2 separate regions of the Homo sapiens genome follow, and region 1 is linked to region 2. Evidence: read pairs that join two places in POLR2A ChIA-PET (ENCODE). Cell type or tissue: GM12878. All regions are shown on one strand. Each heading gives the region's core, and the rest is flanking DNA. Links, peaks and the distances in the headings are about the cores only.

Evidence for each region. ChIA-PET counts read pairs that join two places held together with the same protein. Peaks named below come from ENCODE experiments on the same cell type or tissue, not always from the same donor. Only the 100,000 strongest peaks of a DNase experiment are listed, where the experiment ranks them.
Region 1: POLR2A ChIA-PET joins it to region 2 with 6 read pairs; 2 of 35 experiments call an interaction of 5 or more read pairs at or near these places.

The regions. Positions count from the first base shown.
Region 1 is chr2:23,984,234-23,989,880 of GRCh38, forward strand. It overlaps UBXN2A (UBX domain protein 2A), which reads left to right. Exons shown (of 7, transcript NM_181713.4): 6 at 440-598. Among named protein-coding and RNA genes, the nearest start is that of MFSD2B, 23 kb to the right of the region's middle. In GM12878, for the core only: a CTCF peak has its summit at 4,328 (motif pointing right); no DNase peak of the experiment used is centred there.
Region 2 is chr2:23,859,604-23,865,250 of GRCh38, forward strand. ATAD2B (ATPase family AAA domain containing 2B) reads right to left here. Exons shown (of 28, transcript NM_017552.4): 11 at 5,206-5,321; 12 at 3,778-3,952. Among named protein-coding and RNA genes, the nearest start is that of ATAD2B, 65 kb to the right of the region's middle. RefSeq lists a silencer at 503-703. In GM12878, for the core only: no CTCF peak of the experiment used is centred there; a DNase peak (open chromatin) is centred at 2,543.

The sequences.
Region 1 (5,647 bases), core at 960-4,959, 120 kb after region 2:
ATATCTGGATGCATCCTTCAGAATGATCAGGAAGTACTTTATTTAGTTTCTTTTTCATTATAACCTAAGGACTAAGCTCAATAAAGAACTTATAATTTCTTCTAGAAATTTAACCTGGGCAGTAGGTAAAGGTAAAGTCCATAGATCTATGAACCTTCTTTAAAATTATCCATTCTGTAAAGCACTACTCAAATAATACCAGTAATAATATATGTAGCTTACAAATTACTCAGATATGTATAACTTCATCAGATTCTTAGAACCATCATATATTGTGGACATAAATAATATATCTTTCTGTTATTACTGAAGAAACACATATAACTTAAAAAATCTTCCTTAAAGTTATACTTGCTATAATATTTTTATAGTAATTATTTAATAATAAAGTTTTATTGAATGGAAAAAACGTCTAACTTTGTTGTCTGGATTTCCTTAGTGCCACACCAAAAATTGTTTCTAAAGCAAAGAATATTGAAGTTGAAAATAAAAATAATTTGTCTGCTGTTCCACTGAACAACTTGGAACCCATTACTAATATACAGATCTGGTTGGCCAATGGAAAAAGGATTGTCCAGAAATTTAACATTACTCATAGGTGAGTCTTCAATTTCAGTATTTGATATTTTTTCACCAAGTTAAAATTTCATTTTTTCTTTTTGGTTCAGTCAACAGTTTATTTTTTAGAGATAGAATCTTTCTTTGTTGCCCAGGCCAGAGTGCAGTGGCACAGTCATAGCTCACTGCAGTCTTGAAGTCCTGGATTCAAGCAATCCTCCCACCTCAGCCTCCTGAGTTGTAGAACTACAGCCACATGCCACCATGCCCAGCTAACTTTTTTTTTTTAATTTTTATTTATTGCCAGCTAATTTTAAAAATTGTTTTGTAGAAAGGGAGTCTCACTGTGTTGCCCACACTGGTCTCAAACTCCTGGACTGAATTCATCGTCCTGCCTTAGCCTGCCAAAGTGCTGGGATTACAGGCATGAGCCATCGCATCCTGCCAAGCATTTTATTTATTTATTTATTTTTTTGAGTCGGAGTCTCGCTCTGTTGCCCAGGCTGGAGTGTAGTGGCACGATCTCAGCTCACTGCAACCTCTGCCTCCCAGCTTCAAGTGATTGTCCTGCCTCAGCGTCCAATGTAGCTGGGATTACAGGTTTGCACCACCAAGCCCGGCTAATTTTTGTATTTTTAGTAGAGACGGGGTTTCACCAGGAGTTTGGCCAGGGTGGTCTCAAACTTCTGACCTCAAGTGATCTGCCCGCTTTGGCCTCCCAAAGTGCTAGGATTACAGGAGTGAGCCACCTCGACCAGCCTGGCCAAACATTTTAATAAATAGTTCTCTAAACATAATTATGTCTAGACAGTTTTTTTTTTTTTTTGAGGCAAGGTCTCACTCTGTCACCCAGGCTGGAGTAGAGTGGCGCGAGCCACCGTGCCCAGCTGATAATGGGTATTTTTAAACATTGAATGAGGTAGGCCAGGTGCAATGGCCCATGCCTGTAATCCCAGCACTTTGAGGGGCCAAGGCAGGAGGATCACTTGAGCTCAGGAGTTCAAGATCAGCCTGGGCCATATAGTGAGACCTCGTGTCTACAAAAAAATTTTTTTAAATTAGCTGAACATGGTGATGCACATCCGTAGTCCCAGCTACTTGGGAGGAGAATTGCTTGAGCCCAGGAGGTAGAGACTGCAGTGAGCCGAATTGCACCATTACACTGCAAGCCTGGGTGACATTGAGACCCTGTCTCAAAAAATAAAAATAATCATAACAATAACAGTAATGAAGTTGGCCGGGCACGGTGGCTCACACCTGTAATCCCAGCACTTTGGGAGGCCGAGACGGGTGGATCACGAGGTCAGGAGATCGAGACCATCCTGGCTAACACGGTGAAACCCTGTCTCTACTAAAAATACAAAAAAAATTAGCCGGGCGTGGTGGTGGGCGCCTGTAGTCCCAGCTACTCTGGAGGCTGAGGCAGGAGAATGGCGTGAACCCGGAAGGCGGAGCTTGCAGTGAGCCGAGATTGCGCCACTGCACCCCAGCCTGAGCGATTGAGCAAGACTCCATCTCAAAAAATAATAATAATAATAATAGTAATAATAATGAAGTATTTTCAGTCTGTTTTAGGATTTTCATTCTCATCATTTGATTCATTTTTCTGTTTAAGTAGATGCATAATTATAAAAGAATTATTTTTAATGTTTTAAATTAGTCATTAGCATTATATGCATATCCTTCTGTCAATTATAGTGAAAGAATGAAAATACAGAAAAACATTAAAAGAAATTGAAGTTAATATGAATTCCACCACTCAGAGATAATCAATAGTATCAGTTTGATGCATTTTTCCAGTCTTTTATCTCTTCCTAAAAGCTTTTTTTTTTTTTTTGAGACGGGGTCTTCTGCCACCCAGGCTGGAGTGCAGTGGCACGATCTCAGCTCACTGCAACCTTCATCCCCCGGGTTCAAGCGATTCTCCTGCCTCAGCCTCCTGAGTAGCTGGGATTACAGGCACGTGCCACCATGCCTGGCTAATTTTTGTATTTTTAGTAGAGATGGGGTTTTGCCATATTGCCCAGGCTGGTCTCAAACTCCTGACCTCAGGTGATCCACCCACCTCGGCCTCCCAAGGTGCTGGGATTACAAGCATGAGCCACCGTGCCCAGCCTTCTTAAAAGCTTTTTTTTGGCTGGGTGTCGTGGCTCATTCTTGTAGTCCCAGCAATTTGGGAGGCTGGGGACTATTCAGGAGGCTGAGGTGGGAGAATCACCTGAGCCCCGGAGGTTGAGGCTGTGATGAGCCATGATCTCACCACTGTACCCCAGCCTGGGTGACAGAGCAAGACCCTGTCTCAAAAGGAAAAAAAAAAAGTTTGTTTTGTTTTAATTAAAAATAGAAACATGTCATATATAGCATATGTAATTTTTCTTTTTTTAAAAAAATTTTTTTTCAGGAAATGTGGTACAGATAAATAACAAATATAGGGAGAGAGTTAAAAGAATAAGAATAAAATACATATGTACCACCTACCTCAAAACATAGATTCTTATCAGTATACCTTATGTGTCTTTCTGTGATCATGTCTCTTCTTCTGTGGAAGAGGTAAATAACCACTGTCCTAAATTTGTGTTGATAATTTGCTGCTTTTATTTATAGCTTTACCTAGTATATATGTATTGCTAAAATAGACTAAATTGTTTTGCTTATTTCCAAATAATTACTCTGAATTTCAAACCAGCAAAAACTTACAGAAAAAGGACCTGGCACGGTGGCTCACGCCTGTAATCCCAGCACTTTGGGAGGCCGAGGTGAGCAGATTACGAGGTCAGGAGATGGAGACCATCCTGGCAAGCACGGTGAAACCCCATCTCTACTAAAAATACAAAAAATTAGCCGGGCGTGGTGGCAAGTGCCTGTAGTCCCAGCTACTCGGGAGGCTGAGGCAGGAGAATGGCGTGAACCTGGGAGGTGGAGCTTGCATTAAGCCGAGATCGCGCCACTGCACTCCAGCCTGGGGGACAGAACGAGACTCCATCTCAAAAAAAAAAAAAACAAAAAAAACTTACAGAAAATGTTCAAGAACAATATAAAGAACTTTTCTTGGCCAGGTGCAGTGGCTCACGCCTATAATCCCAGCATTTTAGGAGACCGAGGCAGGCAGATCACAAGGTCAGGAGTTTGAGACCAGCCTGACCAAAATGGTAAAACCCCATCTCTACTAAAAATACAAAAAATTAGCTGGCCGTCGTGGCGTATGTCTGTAATCTCAGCTACTCAGGAGGCTGAGGCAGGAGAATCACTTGAACCTGGGAGGCAGAGGTTGTAGTGGGCTGGGATCGTGCCACTGCAGTCCAGCCAGGGTGACAGAGTGAGGCTCCATCTCAAAAAAAAAAAAAAAAAGAAAGAAAAAACTTTTCTCCCTAAGCATTCAAGAGTTAGTGCCAGTCTGATGACCCATCACTTGAAATACTTAGGTATAGATTATCTGTAAACAAGGAACTTCTCCCACATAACCACAATACAGCCATTTAAATCAGGAAACTTAACCTTAATACGCTTGTATCGACTAATAGACCCTAATTCAGGGTTTTCCATTTTATCTAATACCTTCCTTTATAGCAAAAGGCCATTCAGAATTACACATTGCACTTAGTTGTCGTATCTCAGTTTGAAATAGTTCCTTGTCTTCCTTTGATTTTTATAACCTTGACTTTTTAAAATATTACAAGCCAATTTGTTTTGTTTGATGCTTCCTCATGATTATATTTAGGTCACTAATTTTGGCAGGGGTGTGACAGAACTAATGCTTTGTACCTCTCATTGTATTCCAACAGGTGGCATCATTTACATTTGTCCCATTATGATGATGTTAAATTTGACACTCGATTAAAGTGGTGTCTACCAGAGTCCTTTACTGTAAAGTTACTCATTTTCCCTTTGTAATTAATCTGTATTTAGTGGGAAGGACTTTGAAATAGGATACTTATGTTGCTCACAAGACCTCAGATTGATTGATTGATTGATTTGTGTCTATACCTACTCATAGTTTGCTATTTTATTCAATAGTTTATGAACTCTTACCATCATTATTTATTTTGATATGCACATTGTCTCAGGTACAGTTTGTGAGACGTCCTTTAAACTGATTCCTGTGTTATTTTGAAATGGTCCCATAATTCTTGAACATTTCCTTGTTTTCAGCACAAAATTTTTTTTCAAGTTCATTCTACGCTTTTCCAGGAATCCCTAGTTCTTTTTAGTGGACAGCGGTATTGACAATCCAGGATCTGGGTACTAGATATGCTTATTGCTTATCAGGATACCACTGCTTCCAGGCCCTCTGTTTGAAAAGAATTGTTTGTGTGCACACGCACACACACACACGCCAAAAAGAAAACTATTTCAAAAATTGAAGAGGGGATACTTCCAGACTCATTCTATGAGGCCAGCATTACCCTGATACCAAAATCAACAAAGACACACACAAAAAACCTATACATATACATATGTGTGTGTGTGTGTGTGTATGTATATATATGCACTTAAGTTTATATCTGTATTTATTCCTTTTTTTTTTTTTTTGAGACAGGGTCTCACTCTGTCTCCCAGGTTGGAGTGTAGTGGTATAATTACAGATCACTGCAGCCTCCACCTCCCCAGACTCAGGTGATCCTCCTCAGTTTTTATACTTTTAATAGAGAGGGGGTTTCACCCTGTTGCCTAGGCTGGTCTCAAACTCCTGGACTCAAGCGATCCACCTGCCTCGGCCTCCCAAAGTGCTAGGATTACAGGCATGAGCCACCACACCCGGCCTTATTTCTATATTTTTATATATCAAAAACCGTGAATCCACGTAGATACATCCACTTTCAGTCTGGTAGGGCCAGGCGTGGTGGCTCATACCTGTAATCCCAGCACTTTGGGAGGCCAAGGCGGGCAGATCACTGGAGCCTAGCAGTTCAAAACCAGTCTGGGCAACATGGTGAAACTCTATCTCTACAAAAAACACAAAAAGTTGCCAGACGTGGTGGCACTCACCTGTGGTCTCAGATACTCGGGAGGCTGAAGTAGGAGGATCACCTGTACCCTGGGGAGGTTGAGGCTGCAATAAGCTGTGATTGCACCACTGCATTCCAGCCTG
Region 2 (5,647 bases), core at 1,040-5,039:
GAATTAGTATTGCTATGGTTTGAGTTTGTCCCCTCCAAAACTCATGTTGAAATTTAATTGCCGGCCGGGCTTGGTGGCTCATGCCTGTAATCCCAGCACTTTGGGAGGTCGAGACAGGCGGATCTCTTGAGGTCAGAAGTTCGAGACCAGCCTGGTCAACATGGTGAAACGCCGTCTCTACTAAAAACACAAAAATTAGCCACGCGTGGCGGGGGGGGCACCTGTAATCCCAGCTACTCGGGAGGCTGAGGCATGAGAATCGCTTGAACCCGGGAGACAGAAGTTGCTGTGAGCCGAGATTGTGCCACTGCACTCCAGCCTGGGTGACAGAGCGAGACTCAGCCTCAAAAAAAAAAAAAGAAATTTAATTGTCATTGTGACAGGTATTGGGAGGTAGGACCTTTAAAAAGTGTGTAGGTCTTGAGGCCTCCACCCTCATAAATAGACTAATGTGGCTGACATCTAAGGAGTAGATTTATTATTGTGATAGTGGGTTTGCCCCCATCTTGTGCATTCTCTCTCTCTCTCTTTGCCCTTCTGCTATGGATGCTGTCTTCTGTCATGTTATGACACAGCAAGAAGGCACTGACCAGATGCCTTGATTTTGGACTTCCTCGTCTCCAGAACTATGAGTCAGTAAATTTCTGTTCATTCTAAATTACACAGTCTGTGATCTTCTGTTCTAACGGCACAAAACAAAAATATGTATTTTGTTGCCATGCAGAATCTTAAAATTTCTTTTATGTGCTAGATCTTTCCTTACATAGTTAGACCTCCCTACTCTGAGATCATAAACAAAATTCTCCCATGTTTTCATCTGGTACATTTGCAGTGTCATTTTTCTCACTTAAGTATTAGATCTAGAAAGAATCTGATTTAAGATGAATGAATATTAGATAACAAATGAGAAGTTTTTATCATATAATTTACTCAAATTTATGTAGCTTATGTTTCAAAATTAAAGGAAACTCTCAGTTCACAGGAAGGTCAGTTTACTAAGGAAGAGAGATGAATTTTCCATTTCTCCTGAGTGATATGCACTAAACTTTAATGTTTCCTAATAATTTGAAATGAAAGACAATTCAGGCTGAGCATGGTAACTCACGCCTGTAATCCCAGCACTTTGGGAAGCCAAGGCAGGTGGATCACCTGAGGTCAGGAGTTCCAGACTAGCCTGGCCAACATGGTGAAACCCTGTCTGTACTAAAAATACAAAAATTAGCTGGACATGGTGGCAGGTGCCCATAATCCCAGCTACTTGGGAGACTAAGGCAGGAGAATCACCTGAACCCAGGAGGTGGAGGTTGCAGTGAGCCAAGATCACGCCATTGCACTCCAGCCCGGGCGACAAAAGCGAAACTCCATATCAAATAAATAAATAAATAAATAATTCAACTACAAGATAGGGGTTTTGGGGAAAAAAAGTTAAAAGAACTGGAATTATGGCCCAGTGCAGTGGCTCACACCTGTAATCCCAGTGCTTTGGGAGTGTTGATCACTATTTTTATATACATGAAACAAACAACTGTTGTTGTTGTTTTTTTCCTTTTTTTTTTTTTTTATAACTACACCCTCACAGTATTGCAAAAAGGAGGTAGGGCATATTACGTGCCAGTCACTGTGATAAATATTTTGTGTCTTCTCAGTGAAATCTCATAACAGTCTAGTAAGATAGGTATTCTTTCTACCATTGCACAAAAAAGGCTACTAAAGATTAAATGTTTTGATTTACTTAATGTTATATTCAATGGTAAAGATAGATACAAACATTTTTCTGACATAGAAGGCCACTCTCTTAGCCAATACACTGTAGTGCCTTCATTTCATTTAGTGCATAGACCATATCCTTAACTTAGGAATGCAGAATCTTTCATTAAAAAAAAAAAAAAAAATCAGGATTACCAGCAATTTTCTTAAAAAATACAGCAAACATTTCAACTATTCCTCCCACCAAGAAAACTATGAAACAGAAATAAAATAAATTTAGACAAAAGGAGTAGCATGATTTATGCTATGGTTTTAAATAAAACTAAGAGGCATCCCTAGCCCAAGTATGAAATGGCTACAAAAGTATAACTTTAAAATTTTTAAATTAAATCATTGAATAATATGCCAGCATTGCCAAGCCAATTCTTCCTTCATCTATAAATGTTTATATTTTTATTGTTTGATTATTAATGAATTCTCTTGAAGCATTCAGACTGCATGTTTGACTCGCCATTAGACACTGGACACGTTCAAGGTAAAAATCTTACCTACTCCTTTTTCTAAATCTAGCAGTTTTTGATACTATTAATAATTTTAAAATAGTACTGGGCCAGACACAGAGGCTCATGCCTATAATCCCAACACTTTGGGAGGCCAAGGCGGGAGGATAGCTGAAGGCCAGGACTTCAAGACCAGCCTAGGCAACACCTTGGGACCCTGTCTTTCCAAAAAGTTGAAAATTAGGCAAGTGTGGTAGTGCACACCTGTAGTTCTACCTAGAGAGGCCAAGGCCGGAAGATCACTTGAGTCCAGGAGTTTGAGGTTGCAGTGAACTATAATCACATCACTGCACTCCAGCCTGGGTGACAGAGCGTGACCCTTTCAAAAAAAAAAAAAAAATTGTGAAGTACTTTACCAATTACAAAGGACTTTCACACACACCATCTCAGTAATGGGTGCTCAAAGCTTGAAGTTATTTTTTATTTCACGTGAATTTCCTCAGACATAATCAAATATATGCTGCATTGCCAAATATGAACAGCATCCTTCACTAACTCAAACAATCAAAAGTGAATTTATATTTGGACTGGTTTTTTTTTTTTTTTTTTTTTTTTTGAGAGACAGAGTCTCACTCTATTGCCCAGACTGTAGTACAGTGGTGTCATAATCGCTCACTGCAGCCTTGAACTCCGGGGCTCATGCAATCCATCTGCCTTGGCCTCTTAAAATATCGGGATTACAGGCGTCAGCCACTGTGCCCAGCTGGAATAATTCTTAAAACGTATAGGAAATAATATCTTTAAAGTTTTTGTTACAAATAAATAGTAGACATAGTCCACATGATATTTATTCACCCTGCTCTGCCTTTTAAAAGCATTCACTCATGTCTGAATTCTTCTAGTACCGTATTTACAGCTCATGAAAATAACACACTACTTTGTGAGATTTCTTGCACAGATACTTAAGTTTTTATGCCTGTTGTAGTTCCCCAATGGATTATAATCTAGCAATATATATGTTATATCCTGTGTTGTCTAAAGCACCTAACATGGTATTATATACCTCGCAGCCACCTCAATAAATGTTTTATGAGCCATCATAAATATTCAAAAGTACTAGTGAAACTGCCATTAAATGCCTCTAAGGCATACAATCACAGATTACTAATCCTGAATATAACATATTGGATGGAAAATATGCTTCCTCATAAACAGTTTGTATTTGCAGATTAAACGTATTAAATATTCTAAAGAAAATATTCTCAGCAGGCAGATTGCTTGAGCCCAGGAGTTCGAGACCAGCTGGCCAACGTGGTGAAATCCCACCTCTATAAAAAATACAAAAATCAGCCAGGCGTGGTGATGCACACCTGTAGTTCAGGCTACTGGGGCAAGGACTGATGCAGGAGAATTGCTAGAGCCCTGGATGTCAAGACAGTAGTGAGACGAGATCACGCTATTGCACTCACTCCAGCCTGGGTAACAGAGAGAGGCCCTGTCTCAAAAAAACAAAGAAAGAAAAGAACAGAACAGAACAGAAAAGACTCTTGAATTAGATGATTTCTCTTACCTGATCAAAAAGAAGCCTAAGTTGCCTTTCAGATTCACCAACCCACTTGCTCAAACAATCTGCTCCTTTTCGCATAAAAAAAGCCACTTTTTTGTCTCCTTGGCTGCATTCATTAGCTAATGCTCTGGCAACCAAGGTTTTACCTGTGCCAGGAGGGCCATAAAACAAACAGCCCCTAGAAGAATAAAAAAATCAAGAAGTGTAAATTATATTATCATCACTGCTGATAACCAATTTTAAAAAATGTCCCCCCCTTCCATATAATTTTGTATTGAAGTATAATTATTAGACATTGATAAAGCTTTTTCCAGGATATAGACAAAAGTTTTACTTTGCTAAGTCCTTAAATCACCAAGCTTTGGCAGACAAGAAATAAAGTACAGAGTAATTTGGCAAGATATATAGAAATTTTAAATGTGTTTCCCAATGACCCAGAAATTTCACATCTTTAGAATAAATAATGTAGAAATACTCAAAAGGAATGATAGATAGATTCAAATGACTCTTTAATAAGATTTTCCATATCCTTAAAAACGTGAAAAATAAATTAGAACAAAATCTGAATAAAAAGTGCCTCCTTAAAGAAAACAGACATTTATCAGTTTAAATCTAACAGCCTATATGTGTATCTTCTGAATATTCTTTTTTTTTTTTTCTGAGACGGAATCCTCACTGTCACCCAGGCGCAATCTCGGCTCACTACAACCTCCGCTTCCTGGGTTCAACTGATTCTCATGCCTCAGCCTCCCGAGTAGCTGGGATTACAGAGGCATGACACCACCCCTAGCTAATTTTTGTATTTTCAGTAGAGACGAGGTTTCACCATGTTGGCCAAGCTGGTCTCGAATTCCTGACCTCAGGTGATCCACCCACCTCGGGATCCCAAAGTACTGGGATTACAGACTTGAGCCACCGTGCCCAGCCAGAATATTCTATTCTGCCCAATCTTCTTTAACATAATTTATCTGCCTTTTCCAATAGTTCCCCAGCTATCCACCTCATGATCAGGCACAATCTGTTCCTACAAATAAATTATCAAGCTCACTCTATTTCAAAAATACTCCATCATCAAGTCAAAGAAACACATCAATAAAACTGTGCTTCCAAGAGTAAATAACATATAGCATCAAACTCGATGCACTGGGAGCCAAATTCAGAAAAACCCATCTGGACAATCTGGTTGTGTATTTAGGGCCCACAGAAAGAATCTTATCAAGTGCCTGACTTAAATCCTGAGATGTAAACTTCAAGAACATACTTAGTTCCATGGCCTCTGGACCCTAAACAATAACATTTCATTTCTAACTGTCATTGCTAGGACACGTCAAATAAATATATATCAAATATTTATATTTATAGCAATTTACTCAAATAACATTTGAGAAAGTAACAGTAATAACAATAATAAACATCTATGACATTGCTTACCTTGGAGGCTGAATTTTAAACTTTTCAAAAATTTCTGGATATAAAAGTGGGAATACTACCATTTCCTTTAGCGCATGAATATGATGGCTCAATCCACCTATGCTATCAAACCGTACCTTGGAAAGAAGGGGAAAAATTTGATATCAAACAATTTTATATGTTTTATAGAATTTTTAAAATTTATAAAAGAGTCTTACGATTCAGAAATACATGCCTTTAGCAGAAGCTTTTAAACATAACTACAAATAAGTGTAGAAAAAAAAGGCCAACAATAAAATCCAAGTTTACATTTCAGTTCAGGCAAATTAAGCTACCATTATTTAATCTAGTAACTCAGAACCAGGATTAATCCCCAACCTAAAACTTTAATAGGTATCTATAGGAGATTTTTATATTATACTAACATATATAATTTTTATATTATACCAAGTTTTAATGGGCC